Regions from separate parts of the Homo sapiens genome. Here region 2 is linked to region 1. Evidence: read pairs that join two places in POLR2A ChIA-PET (ENCODE). Cell type or tissue: K562. All regions are shown on one strand. Links, peaks and the distances in the headings refer to the core of each region. The heading gives the core; the rest is flanking DNA.

Region 1 (8,341 bases), core at 251-8,250:
TCTGAGGGACTTTTGCCCTGTAGGGGGGTGGGCGGGGGCTTTTTCTCATTAAAAAAAATTACATTTTGCAACTTTGTTGGTATAAATCCAGGTTGGATTCATCATAATATAGTCACTGTCTCCCTCTTCTGATTTTAAAAGAAATTAAGCCTTTTTTTCTGGGCCCCTAAAGGTATCATAGACCCTGGACACTATGCAGTTGTGCCTCTGGGAAAAGGTCGCCTCAAGGAAAAGACAACGGAATTAATATCTGAAGAATAAACAAGAGTTAATTCAGTGAATAAGGGGTGGGGTCGGTGGGGTGTGGGCACCATAAACAGCATATACAAAGGCCCTGTGGTGGAGGAAATGAGCAATTGACAAGCTTCAGATGTAGCTCAGGAAGCATGTGTGGATAAGGTGAGGACACAGAGAAAGCCGGGCCATATGCAGCCTTTCCCCAGAGCAGTGGGAAGTCACTGATACATCTCAAGGCAGGAAGTTGAATGACTTTGGAAGGCATCAATAGGAAAAGCTGGCCAGAAAACCAGAAGGCCCCCCAATTCTCCCTATTAAATCTAATCAACAGAATGAGAACCTATCTGGAACAGAACAGGCATTGATGTTACCCAGGTTAAGAAGAAGCTGAGATGTACGGGCCTGCTGGTCTGTGGTTACTGGAGAAGACAAGACAATATTTTCCCCCAAACTTTGTTATGCCTTCTTTCCTAGGTGGCGCCCTTGGGAAATAGATTCTGAGGCAGAGATTTGTGTGCAGGTTTATGGGTGTGTGTTCTTGGAAACAACATCCATAAGGACGTAAGGGCAATATTGGGCGGATACAAGGGAGATCTCAGGTTATCCCAGAGCTCCCTAGAACCAGTGAAGCAGGAGACGGGACTTAACTCCAGGGGTGGGGCTTGGACACTGGACCACATTGAGGACTAGCTAAAACAGGGATGGGGCAGTAGCACCTCTCCATAAGACACGCCCACCTGTGAGCGCTGACAGTTTACCATTGCCATGGCAACACTGGGAGTTACTGCTCCTTTCCGTGGCAAAGACCGAGGACCCAAATGCTACCACCCTTTCCTTGAAATTTCTGCATAAACTGCCCCTTAATCTACATGTAATTAAAAGTAGCTATAAATATTTTCGTTTGTTTTTTTGGAGGCTGCATTGAGCTGAGGTCACGCCATTGCACTCCAGCCTGGGCGACGAAGTGAGACTCTGTCTCAAAAAAAAAAAAAAAAAAAAGAAAGAAAGAAAAAAAAAGAAAATACAGGCATTTGTTGTGCTGTGCGTTGGGTATACAGCAAGCTTGAAACAGGCATGCAGGCACGGCTGTGGGCTCCTGGTCCTCACAGCCTGGCAGGAAAGGCAGGCCCTTGGACACTGAAGTGAGGGGAAGCAAAGTTACTGGAGATGAGAACAAGGGACCCAACTGTCATGTAAGACAGGATGTGGCATGTGTTACAGTAAAAGCAAAAGTTCACTAAAAAAGCTTCTGCACAGCAAAAGTGATAATCAACAGAGTGAACAGACAAGCTGCAGAATGGGAGAACATATTTGCAAACTGTGCATCTGACAAAGGACTGATATCCAGAATCTACAAAGAACTCGAACAACTCAACAACAACAAAGGGCAAATAACCCCATTAAAAGGTGGACAAAGGACATGAACAGACATCTTGTTAAAGGAGACACACAAATTACCAAGAAACATGTGAAAAATGCTCAACATCGCTAATCATCAGAGAAACGCAAACTGAAACCACAGTGAGATACTATCTCACTCTAGTCAGGATGACCATCATTAAACAGGCAAAAAAATCACAGATGTTGGCGAGGATGTGGAGAAAAGGGAACACTTCTACACTGCTGGTGGAAGGTAAATTAGTACAACCTCTATGGAAAACAGTAGGGAGATTTCTCAAAAGAACTAAAAATAGTCCTACTATTCGATCCAGCAACCCCAAAACTGGTGTATATACCCGAAGGAAAAGAAATCATTGTATCAAAAAGATACCTGCACCCATATCGCAGCACTATTCACAATAGCAAAGATAAAGAGGCTAAGTATCCAGAACACATGAATGGATAAATATCTCTCACACACACACACACACACACACACACACACACACACACGAAGACTACTCAGCCATGTAAAAGAATGAAATCATGTCCTTTGCAGCAACGTGAATGGAACTAGAGGCAGTTATCTTTAAGTGAAATAACAGACACAAAGTCAAATACTGCATGTTCTCACTTATAAGTGGGAGCTAAATAATATGAACACATGCACATAGAGAGTGGAATAATAGACATTGGAGACTCAGAAGGGTGGGGAGGGGGAGGGAGAGGGATGAAAAGTTACTTAATGGGTACAATGTACACTATTCGGGTGATGGCTACACTAAACCCCAGACTTCACCAGTATGCAATATATCCATATAACAAAACTGCACCTGTACTCCCGAAATCAATCAATCTATGTATTTTACCGATCATCTATCAGTCTATTTATCTTATCTTTCATCAATCTATCTTATCTATCAATCATCTATCTTATCTATCATCTATCAATCATCTATCCATCGTATCTATCTTCTATCAATCATCTTATCTATCATCTATCAATCTATCAAGTCTTATCAATCTATTATCTATCTATCTATCCACCCATCCAATCTCGCTCTCTTTCTCTTTCTCTCTCTCTCTCCCCCTCTCTAAAGCACAAGCTCGGCTGGGCGCAGTGGCTCATGCCTGTAATCCCAGCACTTTGGGAGGCGAGGCAGGCAGATCATTTGAGGTCAGGAGTTCAATGAGACCAGCCTGGCCAACATGGTGAAAACCCTGTCTCTACTAAAAATACAAAAAAAGTGAGCTGGGCATGGTTGGTGGCATGCATCAGTAATCCCGGCTACTCAGGAGGCTGAGGCAGGAGAATCGCTTGAACCCAGGAGGCAGAGGTTGCAGTGAGCCGAGATCATGCCACTGCACTCCAGCCTGGGTGATAGAGTGAGACCATGTCTTCCCTCACCAAAAAAAAAGCACAAGCTCAGGAAGTTGGGAACACACATGGGGAGACACGTGCTCTGGGATATGAGATTGGGGGTAGAAACCCCCAACGTGCATGCTCTGAGTTGAGCCTGGAGAGACGGCACTATTGAGAGATGAAGGGATGAGGAGGAGCACATGGGCAGAAGGAACCACAGCGGCAAAAGCAGCGACAAGCCACTGCACCCGGGAGGATGGCTATAACCAGGGAAACAAAAGAGGAAAATAACAAGTGTTGACGATGATGTGGAGAAACTGGAATCCTCATGTGTTGCTGGTGCAAATATAAATACAGAGCAGCCATTCTGGAAAAAATACAGTGCAGCCATTGTGCCATTTTGGGCAGTTCCTCAAAAAGTTAAACATAAAATTATCATGTGATATAGCGTATCCACCCCTAGATATATACCCCAAATAACTGAAAACAGGGGTATTTAAAGAGATACTTGAACACAAATGTTCATAGCAGCACTACTTACAGTAGCCAAAAGGTGAAAACAGCCTGAATGTCTATTGATGGAGGAATGGCTGAACAAATTGTGGGCTATTCATACAATGGAATATTATATGGCTATAAAAAGGAACCAAGTACTGACCCATACTACAACATGGATGAACTTTGAAAACATTATACTAAGTGAAGGAAGTCAGGCATAAAAGGTGACCTACTGTATGACAGCATTAGAGGAAATGTCTAGAATAGGCAAATTCATAGAGACAAAAAGTAGATTTGTGGTTGCCAGGGCCTGGGTGCCAGGGGAGAAACTGGAGAAACTGCCTAATAGGTTGAGAAATTTTACTCTGGAGTCATTGAAATGTTTTGGAACTATGTAGAAGTGGGGTTTGTACAACATTGTGAATATACTAAAACCCACTGAATTCTACCCTTTAATATGATTTTTTATTATGTGAATTTCACTTAAATATATATATATATATATATAATTTTTTTTTTTTGAGACAGCGTCTCACTCCATCACCTGGGTTGGAGTGCAGTGGTGCAATCTCAGCTCACTGTGACCTCTGCCTTCCGGGTTCAAGCAATTCTCCTGCCTCAGCCTCCTGAGTAGCTGGGATTACAGGCATGTACCATTACGCTTGGCTAATTTTTGTATTTTTAGTAGAGACAGGGTTTTGCCATGTTGGCCAGGCTGGTCCTGAGCTGCAGCCTGCCTCGGGTCCCGAAGTGCTGGGATTAGAAGCGTGAGCCACTGCGCCTGGCTCCACCTAAATAATTTTTTTTTTTTAAGCACAGGGAAGTGCAGTCTGTAGGGGAAGAACTGACGTTAGAGTAGGGAGCTAGGCAGACATGAGCAGGGCAGGAAAGGGCCCCCACCCCGACCCACAGGAATGTCAAGTGACCATCAGGTGATAGTCAGGTGGTTGTTAAACTCTCTCTCTAAAATACTAATTGGGCCAGGTGTGGTGGCTCACACTTGTAATCCCAGCACTTTGGGAGGTGGAGACATGTGGATCACTTGAGGTCAGGAGTTCGAGACCAGCCTGGCCAACATGGTGAAACCTCATCTCTACTAAAAATACAAAAATCAGTGGGGCATGGTGGTGGGCACCTGTAATCCCAGCTACTCAGGAGGCTGAGGCAGGAGAATCGCTTGAACCTGGGAGGCAGAGGTTGTAGTGAGCCGAGATCATGCACCACTGCACTCCAGCCTGGGTGACAGAGTGAGAAATCTTGCCTCAATAAATAAATAACTAAATAAATAAAATAAAAATTGGTCACAGCTGGTGCCAGAAAGGCAGGCTCCCAATAGATAGAAAACACCTGAGGCTGGTGATAACTGCTTCTGGATAAGATCTCAGCAGTTGGGCGAGTGAGCTCCAGCATGTGCATTAAGAGGCAAAATGGCTGGGGTTTAACTGATCTATGACCTTCTTCTAGCATTGCTCGAATGGTAAGGGAAGAACGCCTCACATGAGCATGCACACAACTTCAGTAAACACACTGTGCATGCGGACCCTCCTGAATGCACAGGTCCCCGCTCATATGGACAGCCCACCCCAAGGAAGAGTTAGGAAGAAGAAATGCAGACCCCGGAACCAAGCCAATGTATAAAACCCCAGGTCAAGGGTTGGACAACACACTTGGGTCTCTCAAGTCACCCACTTGGTCCTCCTCTTCCAAGTGTACTTCCTTTTGTTCCTGCTCTCAAATGTTTTAATAAACTTTTACTCCTGCTCTAAAACTTGCCTTGGACTTTCACTCTGCCTTATGCCCTCAGCTGAATTCTTTCCTCTGAGGAGGTAAGAATCAAGTTGCTGCAGGCCTGTATGGATTTGCCGCTGCTCACACTGATGGTAGATGGATTTCTGAGATTGACTTTGGTATGAGGTGAGTGAGAAGGCATAACCTTGAAAATGAGGGTTGAGGCTATTTGTAGATTTCTTAAGTGCAGTGTTAAAGACTTTCAACTTTATTTGGTAGCCAGGGGGATCCCTTTGCTTTCTCTGTACTCAGTGGCCTAGAGCAAGGATTGACACACTTTTCCTAGGAATGAGCAGATAGTAAATATTTCCAGCTTTTCGGGACACACGATCTCTGTTGGAACTACAGCCAGCCCTCTCTATCCTCAGGTTCCGAATCCAAGGATTCAACCAATTGCAGATAAAAAATATCAAAAACAATAAAAATAATAACTAAAATAATACAAATTAAATAACAATACAGCATAACAACTATTTACACTGCATTTACATCGTATTGGGTATTGTATCTAGAGATGATATAAAGTATACAGGGAAAATTTAAAGTATACAGGGGTATATGCAAGTACTATACCATTTTATATCAAGGACTTGAGCATCTGTGGATTTTAGTAATCTGGGAGGTCCTGGAACCAATCCCCCACGGATACCGAGGGACAACTGTACTCAACCCTGCCACTAAGGCACAAAATGAGCCATAGACAATCTGTAAACAGGTGGGCATGGCCATTGGCCAATACAACCTTATTCATAGACACTTTACTTTTGATTTCATTTTATTATTTAGAGACAAGATTGTCTTGCTCTTGATAAAATAAAAACTTCAGCTGGATTAAATTTAAAGTAGTTTAATTGAGCAATGAACAATTCAGAAATTGGGCAGCCTCCTGTGCCAAGGTACGCTCAGAGACCCCAGCGCAGCCATGTGGTGGATGATTGGTGGACTGAAAAAGGAAAGCGAGGTACAGAAAATGGATGTGAGGTACAGACACAGCCGGACTGGTTACAGCTCGGCGTTTGCCTTATTCGAACACAGTTCAAACAGTTGGCTACATTTATTGGCTAAAACTTGGTGACTGGCACAAGTGTAGGCTACGGTCAGTTTACACCTTCACTTTTTTGTTGAGACGGAGTCTCGCTCTGTCGCCCAGGCTGGAGTGCAATGGCGCAATCTGGGCTCACTGCAACCTCCGCCTCTCGGGTTCAAGTGACTCTCCTGCCTCAGCCTCCTGAGTAGAGTAGCTGGGATTACAGGTTCCTGCCACCACTCCTGGCTAATTTTTGTATTTTTAGTAGAGATGGGGTTTCACCATGTTGGCCAGGCTGGTCTCGAACTCCTGACCTCAAATGATCCGCCCACCTCGGCTGCCCAAAGGTCTGGGATTACAGGCGTGAGCCACCGCACCCGGCCTCCTCCACTTATTATAGTCCATGATGTACAGAGAAACCTTTAGGCTGAACTTAAAATATGTAAGGGGGAAGCTTTAGGCTAAACTTTAACTCTGTCACCCATGCTGGAGTGCAGTGGCGCAATCATAGCTCACTGCAGCCTCAAATTCCTGAGCCCAAGCCATCTTCTCGCCTCAGCCTCCTCAGTACCTGGGACTATAGGCACATGTCACTGCATCTGGCTAATTTTTTAATTTTTTGAGTGACAAGGTCTCACTATTGCCCAGGCTGGTCTCGAATCCCCGGGCTCAAGCGATCCTCCCACCTCAGCTTCCTGGGATTACAGGTGTGGGCCACCAAGCCTGGCCCATGTAATTTTTATGTGTCATCAAGTATTATTCTTTTTTGACTCCCCTCCAACTCCAACCATTTTATTGATTGATTGATTGAGACAGAGTCTCACTGTCTCCCAGGCTGGAGTGCAGTGGCATGGTCTCGGCTCACTGCAGACTCTACCTCCCAGGTTCAGCCGATTCTTGTGCCTCAGCCTCTCGAGTAGCTGGGATTACAGGAACCTGCCACCATGCCCAGCTAATTTTTGTATTTTTAAAAGAGACAGGGTTTTGCCATATTGGCCAGGCTGGCCTCAAACTCCTGACCTCAGGTGATCCTCCTGCCTCGGCCTCCCAAAGTGCTGGGATGACAGGTGTGAGCCACCACGCTGGGTCCCCTCCAACCACTGTAAAATGTAAAAACCATTCTTAGCTTGCAGGCAGTAGACCTGCAGCCAACAGTTTGACAACTCCTGGCCTAGAGGGATACAGGAAATATGGAAGTTGAAATTTGGGGTGTTAAAGTTGTCAGCTGTTCCTGGCTGACTACAGACTCTTGCCTTCTACCTTCAGCTTGTCAGTAAAATGGGAATAATTCTAAAACAAAGCTCTGGAGATGGGGGTTTAGTGGGGTTGGGAGGGGCAAGTTCTGTTGGAACAGTCATGAATCACATTTCAGAATATCAAGTATCATGAATGCATTTCACCATTAGCACCGTCCCTCAGGCTGGAGCATGCACGAGTCTAAAGATGAATGTGTCCAGCCAGGCGTGGTGGTTCACACCTATAATCCCAGCACTTCGGGAGGCCAAGGCGGGTGGATCACTTGAGGCCAGGAGTTCGAGACTGGCCTGGCAAACATAGTGAAATCCCATCTCTACTAAAAATACAAAAATTAGCTGGGCGTGGAGGCACGTGCCTGTAATCCCAACTACTCAGGAGGCTGAAGCAGGAGAATAGCTTGAACCTGAGAGGTGAAGGTTGCAATGAGCCAAGATTGTGCCATTGAACTCTAGCCTGGGTGACAGAGTGAGACTCCGTCTCACAAAAATACAAAACAAAAAACCAGACGTGTCTGATAGGGAACCTGGTGACATCCTGAAAAACTCAGGAGAGGGAAATGGAGTCATGGTTGGTTCAGGATCTTTGGGAGTGTTTTCCCAGTGTGAAACTCACTTGAAAGTAAAATCAAAACCAAACTATTTTCTCTCCTGTCTTTCCTTATGGAGGAATTGGCGATCCCCATTCGGGCCCTTGATCCCCCACCTCTGCGTCTCCCTGTGTCATGCGCATGTATAAGTGGCCCTTGTGGATTGCTGCCTGGCCGAGTGTTCTCATGGCACGTTGTATTCCAC
Region 2 (8,341 bases), core at 79-8,078, 490 kb after region 1:
TCAAAAGAAAATTTTGTTGTGAGATTCTTGTAGTGCTCCAATTTTAAACAAAATCATAGTTTGAAGAAATGTAATCTTAAGGTTTCTCCCATTTTGTTGCAGCTCACAATCATTAGTTAAAACTTTGATTCATGACAGGGCGTGGTGGCTCACGCCTGTAATCCCAGGACTTTGGGAGGCTGAGGTGGGCAGATCACCTAAGGTCAGGAGTTCGAAACCAGCCTGACCAATATGATGAAACCCCGTCTCTACTAAAACTACAGAAAAAATTAGCCGGGCATGGTGGCATGTAACCCCAGCTGCTCCGGAGGCTGAGACAGGAGAACTGCTTAAACCCGGGAGGTGGAGGTTGCGGTGAGCCGAGATCACGCCATTGCACTCCATCCTGGGCAACAAGAGTGAAATGCCGTCTCAAAACAAAACAAAAAAACAAACTTTGATTCACCTTAAAGAAATAATTGAGATGATAGTAAAGAGTGTTATGTATTCCTGTTATGTAACTTGCCAGTACCAGATTCCAGTTGGCTGGCATGCAAAGGAAATTTAGGTTTGGCGATGTCCTGTGTGTTCTTGAACAGAAGATTAAATACTTGAATGATAATTGTTTCTTTTGTAAAACTTGGATTGCCGACTTTTTTTTTTTTAAAGATGATTTATAAAGGATGTGTACAGGTTAGATTTCGAGGGGACTGTTTTCTGTTTAAGAAGTAACTCATTTTGCCGGGTGCGGTGGCTCATGCCTGTACTTTGGGAGGCTGAGGTGGGCGGATCACCAGGTCAGGAGTTTGAGACCAGCCTGACCAACATGGTGAAACCCTGTCTCTACTGAAAATACAAAAATTAGCCTAGCATGGTGGCGTGTACCTATAATCCCAGCTACTCAGGAGGCTGAGGCAGGAGAATTGCTTAAACCTGGGAGGCAGAGGTTGCAGTGAGCTGAGATCATGCCACCGCACTCCAGCCTGGGTGACAGAGCAAGACTGCATTTCAAAAAAAAAAAAAAAAAGAGAGAGAGAAATAACTCATTTTCAAGTTCCTCAGAAATTTCTATCACATATAAACAATGTAATTATATAGTAAGGAAGAACTGTTACAACTTTGACTAGCCATTTAGATTTAATTGATACTTTAGATATCTTACTGTGTATCACTTTAAATAAAAATCTACTGAAACCACTTAATCAAGATTCTACCTTTTTTGTAGACAAGTAGATGCAGTAGTGAGCAGTTAGAATTGCAGGCACTGTGTCTTTTAGTAGTTGAGGAGGGCGGGATCTCGTGTAGATCTGGAGGGACTTAAGAGCATGGATACTTCATCTCTGCCAGAGTTTCTTAATTGTGGCACTACAAGTTAAGTGTCCCCTATTTGAAACGCTTGGGACCAGAAGTGTTTGGGACTTTGGATTTTTTCAGATTTTGGAATATTTGCATATACATAATGATGTGTCTTGGGGATGGAACTCAAGTCAAAACATGAAATTTATTTATGTTTCATATACACCTTATACATACAACCTGAAGTTAATTTTATGCAACATCTTAAATAATTGTATGCATGAAACAGTTTTGACTACTGCAGCCTGTCATAGGAGGTCAAATGTGGAATTTTTCGCTTGTGGTATCATGTTGGCACTCAAAAAGTTTTGGGTTTTGGAGCACTTTGGATTTCAGATTTTTGTATTTGGAATGCTCAACCTGTATTGACATTTGGGCTGGATGTTGTTTGTGGAGCTGTCTGTCCTGTGTATTGTAGGGTGTTCAGCGTCATCTCTGGCCCCTGCCATTGGATGCCAGCAGTACCAAGACAGTGTCGTCGAGCCACAGTGATAAAGGTGAAATCTTTTCACCTTTTCCTTGTAGCTTAATTAATTGCAACAATTTTGAAATGCGAAACACCACAAAGTAAGTCACTTGGATTGTATAGATACTCAAATAAAGGAAATTCACATTTATGAGACGTGACCAGCATCTTACTGGTGTTATTTGTATGTCACTGGAATCTTTTACAGTTCTTTCAGGTAGTTACTTACACTCCTTTTAATAGACATGGTCACAGACTCAGAATATAGCTGATTGTATTTGGGCAAACAACTACTAATTATCTAATGAGGCACTGTCCCATGGAGAATGGCCATATCCATCCATGTAGGGTTGTATGTAAGACTTTGCCCTCATCTCTTTAGTTCTCCTCCCTTCTCTTTTTTTCTTTCTTCTATTCTTTTCTCTTGTAACCTTTAAAAAAAAAAAGGTTATTCACTGCTCAGGTATCTGAATGTCCCCATTATCTGACACCACTTTGAAATACCTTCATAGAGTGTTTATTTTTGGAGACAGTCTTGAATGTCGCCCAGGCTGGAGTGCAGTGGCATGATCATAGCTCGCAGTCCCTATTTTCTCGGTTCACGTGCTTCTCCGGCCTCAGCCTCCCAAGTAGCTGGGACTACAGACTACAAGTGTGCACCACCATGCCTGATAATTTTTTTGATTTTTAGTAGAGATGAGGTGTCACTATGTTGCCCAGGCTGGTCTCAAACTATTGAGCTTAAGTGATCCTCCTGCCCTGGCCTCCAAAAGTTCTGGGGTTATAGACGTGAGCCACCGTGCCTGGCCCAGATTTTATATTGTAACATAAATTAAGGAAGAAAAAGATAATCTCTTGTATTTATTGACACCAAAATATTCCCCTTTAAAAAAATTGTGTACACACACACACACACACACACACACACACACGTAAATCGTCAAATTTTAAATTATTTTGTGGTAAGAAGTTCTTAACTTTGGATTTAATTCATTAAAAAGTATAACCAGAGTTATTCAGTACCTTTCCAGTTTGAATAACTATGCTGCTTTCACTGTTTCCTATTTACTTTTGTTTTATACAGAAGTTATATTTGTGAATATATTTTCAAAATGCAGCTTCAGTGGAGAAAATTAGAATACACTATTCAAAATGGGTAGGGGAAACATGAATTCATGGCACAAATTCATTCTAATACACTTTGATTTGCTAACGGTGTAACTATATAATCTCTAATACATTCTTTATATTCAGAGTGTGCTTAAAAAGATGTTAGATTAATTTCTCATGTCAAACTGTCTTGCAGACTCTAAGCAGTCACAATATTTTAGAAGCGAATGAATATTCAGTTCAATTCAGCAAAAATATTTTGTAATTCCCAATATTTGCTGGATACTGCTTAAGTTGATTAAGACACTGTCCTTTGTCAAGAGGCTAGTGGGAGGAAAATAAAGACAGACCTAATTCTTTACTGTGAGGTGAAGACAAGGCAAGTGGGTTGTAAGAACAGTGCAGAAGTATCACAGGATTAGAGTGTTCATTTTGCTACTAACAAAGATATATTCATGTTCTTCTGTTTGTATGTTGGATACTTTTAACATGAATAGGGAAATTGCTGTTTTTCATTTTAAATGATTATGCATAGCTTTTCATAGTTATGCAGTTGAACTAAGCTCCAAAATTGACTTTAATTTTCAGAATTGTCTGGTACATAGCTTTGCAGTTCAATTCAAAGAAGAGTTTGCTCCGCAAGTCCTTAGGACTCTGGCTCCTCCAAATTATGAAAAAATTGGAATTATTTGCCAAAGAGTACAAACAGATTTCTGCAAATTTTCAATATAAAAAATACTTTTACCAGTCTTTGGTTGAGTATCAGAGAGTACTCTCATAGCTAACCATCATATACATAATACATATCTATGGAACTGATGCTGAAAATTCTGTGACTTCTATTAACAATTGTATCTGGGAGGCTAGGCGTGGTGTAATCTCAGCACTCTTTGGGAGGCTGAGACAGTCAAATTGAGCCCATGGGTTCGAGAGCAGCCTGGGCAACATGGTGAAACCCAGTCTCTACCAAAACAAACAAACAAACAAACAAACAAGCAAACAAAAAAGCGGGGTATTGGGATGTGCACCTATAGTCCCAGCTACCTGAGAGGCTGACAGGGGAGCATCACCTGAGCCCGGGAGATTGAGGCTGCAGTGAGCCGTGATTGTGCCACTGTACACTCCAACCTGGGCAACAGAGTGAGATTCTGTCTTTTAAAAAAAAATTGTTTCTTGGGAATTCCAAAGAAGGAATTGATATTACAGATTTAAGATTGTTGTTACTAAATACTTTTCCTTACACTGACTTTTTTCTGAGTATGACAGTGAACTCTTTTAATGTGTTACCTTTTTCCTCATAGGTCAGATTTACCTTTTTGTATGTTTTTAATAACAGCTATTCAGGTAGATAATCATTAATGAAAGAGGCCTATCTTAAAAACAGTTAAGAATAGTATGATTAGGTACCAAGTAAATAATATCAATGTAAAGTGTAATTTTAAAGTTATATAAATAGCATTATTATTTGAGAAACTTTCATGTGAAATGACTGAGATTTAAGGCAAAGTGATGTTTCTTGGTTTACTTAGGGACAGAGAAAAGTATTTCATTGGGGAGACACAGATGAGTAATGGTCAAGATGGACATAAATTATGTGAAATTTGTTTTTACCTAAGAATATTTCTGAGACAGAGACTCAATGCCTAGCTTTGGAAAGATTTTGAATTGCTGTGATGGTCTTGAGGATTGCTTCTTTACAAGTGGTATTCTGATTTCTTTTGTATAAAGTTTAGACACAGACAAAACTAACTTACGATAATAGAAGTCAGGATCATGTATACGCTTACTGTGGAGTAGTGCCTGGGGAGGGGTCATGAGGGAGGTGACTTAGCGTTCTAGGAAGTTGATTTTGTTTCAAGATTTCGGTGTTGGTGAGTGGGGGAGGGGGGTACTCATTACACAGGTGTGTTCACTTTGTGAAAATTAATTGAACTGTACCCTTAACATACCTGTACTTTTTTGTATGTGTGTTTTTGGATACTTAGATAAAAATTTACCCAATTAACAAAAATGCAATAGAAGCTAATTTAACCAAGTTATTGCAGTATTTAAGAATTTGAGGATGAGGGAGTGTATATGGAATGGCTATCTTATACTCCAGGCACATAAACAAATTCAAGAAATTTACCTTTTTTTTTTTTTTTTTTTTTGGCTGAGTTCTCGATTCTGCATATGTACCACAGGTCAGAGCCATTGAGTTAACTGGTTGCCTCCCCTTCCTCCCCCTTGCTTTTTCTCAATTCCTTCATGTCTTTGTTTCATCTGTTTTCTATTTTCCTGGCCCACTGGCTTCTTTCTCTTGATCCATACCATTTTGGTCCTTCAGCTGAATTTTTTTCTTTGCCTTTGCTCCTTAAGGCTCTATCATGTTTCCATTTGGTTTTCAAAATTCTCCAGAGATAACTTTTGTTGTTGCCTCTGCTTATCCTCAACCCTTGGCAATCTCACTTTTTTCCTTGCTAACCTACTGAGACTACAGTCAAAGGCCCTGTCCAAGGCCAGTTCTTAGCCTTCATCAAATTCAGCTTACATTCTTCATATCCTCTTGTTGTTCACCCTTTTTCTTTGCTACTCTTCTGTTTCTCTGCCTTTTACTGTTCTTTTTTGATGATGATGATGATGATGATGATGGGAGCTTATATTTATTGAGCCTTAGTGTAAGTCAGACACTGTTATATGTACTTTACATGTGAGCCTTAGTTTCTATAATGTTTTACATGTGGGTTACATGAAGACAAAATGACTTAATTCAACAACAGTATAAAGGATGGTCTGCTATTATCCCTGTTCTACATGTGAAAAAACCAAAGCACGAGAAGCTTAAGGAACTTGTCCAAGTTCACACAGGTTAAGTGGTAGATCTGGGATTCCTTTCCAGGTAGTCTAGCTTTCTTTCTGTTACACAGGTAGTGAGTCCTTATCCAGTTTTATTCCTGATCCACTTTTTTTCTCCTCTCACTCCACTTGATTTTTCAGTGGTCTCTTCCACTCCCATAGCTTCCCTGGTTGCCTGTCTGGGATCGAGACTTTTGATACCATCTCTAGCCAGACTGTTTTCTTGAGCTCCATTCTGATATTTTCGATATTATGTTGGACTCTTCCATATGAATTTTTCACCATCTCATATTTGACATGATTTTGTTAATCATCTGCATTTATTAATGACCCTCCTATTATTATTATGCATTACTGTGTTTCCTGTCAAGGTTTAACGGCATCATTTCTCAGTTATTTACCCATGTTTGAATTCCTCCTTCTTTCTTCACTTGTAACTGTAGTTACTTAAAGTTCTGCCAGTTCTCCTTCTCTAATGTTTAGTATGCTGCTCTGTTTCCTTCTCATACCTGCTTTTCTGGGTCCTCATCAAGGACGTCCTGACTTGTCTCCTTGTTTTTAGCCTTTTCTGTCTCTAATCTGCATCTTTCAGGTAACCTGAAGAGTTAATGTTTCTTAAAAGTTAAGGTCTCAATATTCCTGGGTTCAGAAACTGAACTCCATTTTATTTAGAAAAGTAGAAACTTCTCAGCATGCCGTTTAAATTTTTCTCTTTGTTGCATATTCAGATACTTCAGTGTCTTAGTTTTTGTTGTTACCTCTACCTACAATATTCTTTTTTCGTCAGAATTAAGCTTTTTAAGAATGTTTTTAGGGTCAGGGAAGGGGGTGTGGGTATGTTTCCCCTGTGGAGTGATTATACCTTTATAAAAACCTCACATAATAGGGGACTCAGGAAATATTTGTTAATATGTATTGAAATTATTTCAAATGGAATTTAGTCATGACCCAAATCTTGCTTGAGATAAATCTTAACACTTTTGGCGGGAAGGTGCTGGTTTTCTTGGGGTAAATTATATAAACTCTATGGAGTCTTAATACTCTTTTTTTTCTTAAATTATTTTTTGGCAGAGACAGCAGCTAACATCTTTGTGTGTGAATATATTTATGTATTTTCTTTTCTTTTTTTGGAGACAAGATCTCATTCTGTTGCTCAGGCTGGAGTGCAGTGGTGTGATCATGGTTTACTGCAGTCTCTAACTCCTGGGCTCAAGTGATCCTCCTGCCTCAGCCATCTGAGACTGCAGGCTCGCATCGCTGCTCCCGCCTAATTTTTAGTTTTCTATAGAGATCAGGTCCCACTGTGCTATGTTGCCCAGGCTGGTCTCCAACTCCTGGGCTTAAGTGATCTTCCCTCTGTGGTGGCCTCCCAAAATGTTGGGATAACAGGCGTGAACCACTGTGCCTGGCTGGGTTTTCATACATGCAAGTTTACACATGTATTTTATCTTACATGATAGACTGACATTCACTTAGACAACTCTAGAAGCTAAATTTGTAATCTGTTCAGATAGGTGTTGGCAGCTAGTAACAACTATCCCATAGAGTTATCCCATAGGCATCAATATTTTAACCAAAATCTGGATTGGAGAAACTTAGTCATTATGGGGCCTATCTGTTAGCAAAATCGAATAGTCAGATATGCTTTGACCTTAGGTTCCTTTAGCCAAACCTTTTTTGTTTTTCCCAGTAAAAAAAAAAAAACAAAACAAAAACGAGTTTGTAAATATTGTATCTAATTCTTTTTAGATGTAGCTCTAGCTTTTACATAGAAAATGGATAGTTTTGATCATTTAAATGAATCAGTGTCTCTCTACCTATTACTCTTTCAGGTGTTTGTGTCTTAGAATTATCATTTACCCTTGGGCAGTTAAATTGAATTTCTTTTAATTTGTTCATTTTATCTATCCAAAAGAAACCTTGCATCTTATGTGACGGCTTCTAATTTCTACAGTTGTGACTGGTACTTTCTCTGCTTAGTCACTAAGAAACCTTCGTCTCTTTCGGTTACTGCCTTTTAAAATGTGTAGTACTTCTGTTAACTTTTGCCTGAAAATTTGGGGTTAAGTTTTTGAGTTTTTATTTTTATTGATTGATAGACACAGGGTCTTGCTCTGTAACCCAGACTAGAGTGCAGTGGCATGATCATAGCTCATTGCAGCCTTGGACTCTTGGATTCAAACAGTCCTCCTGCCTCAGCCTCCCAAGTAGTTGGGACTACAGTGCTATCACACTGGGCTAATTTTTACTTTTTTGTAGGGATGGGCATCTTGTTATGTTGCCCAGGCTGGTCTCAAACTCCTGGCCTCAAGGTGTCCTCTCGCCTTGGCCTCCCAAAGCTCAGATTTAACATACATGTTTGCACTGGGTTATCCTGGCTTTTCCATTCTTCTGTTTCTCCTTTATGGTGTAATATGAGAATATTTACCCAGTCGACCTTTCATGTGGATAGTCCTTTGTGCTCCTGATTCCTTATAAATTAAGGCAACTTATGTGAATTTCTCGTTTTGTTATCCAGCAAATGCATGCTCTGTAAGGCAGTTGAGGAAAGGAATTGCAGTATGTTAAACATCTCGGATTGAAATGCTTTTACCA

Evidence for each region. ChIA-PET counts read pairs that join two places held together with the same protein. Peaks named below come from ENCODE experiments on the same cell type or tissue, not always from the same donor. Only the 100,000 strongest peaks of a DNase experiment are listed, where the experiment ranks them.
Region 2: POLR2A ChIA-PET joins it to region 1 with 5 read pairs; 2 of 35 experiments call an interaction of 5 or more read pairs at or near these places.

Annotation. Positions count from the first base shown.
Region 1 is chr12:116,666,414-116,674,754 of GRCh38, reverse strand. All of the region lies in intron 1 of LINC03088 (long intergenic non-protein coding RNA 3088), which reads right to left. Among named protein-coding and RNA genes, the nearest start is that of LINC03088, 9.0 kb to the right of the region's middle. RefSeq lists an enhancer at 1,502-1,811. In K562, for the core only: a CTCF peak has its summit at 710; a DNase peak (open chromatin) is centred at 684.
Region 2 is chr12:116,173,597-116,181,937 of GRCh38, reverse strand. All of the region lies in intron 2 of MED13L (mediator complex subunit 13L), which reads left to right. Among named protein-coding and RNA genes, the nearest start is that of MIR620, 29 kb to the right of the region's middle. In K562, for the core only: no CTCF peak of the experiment used is centred there; a DNase peak (open chromatin) is centred at 4,717.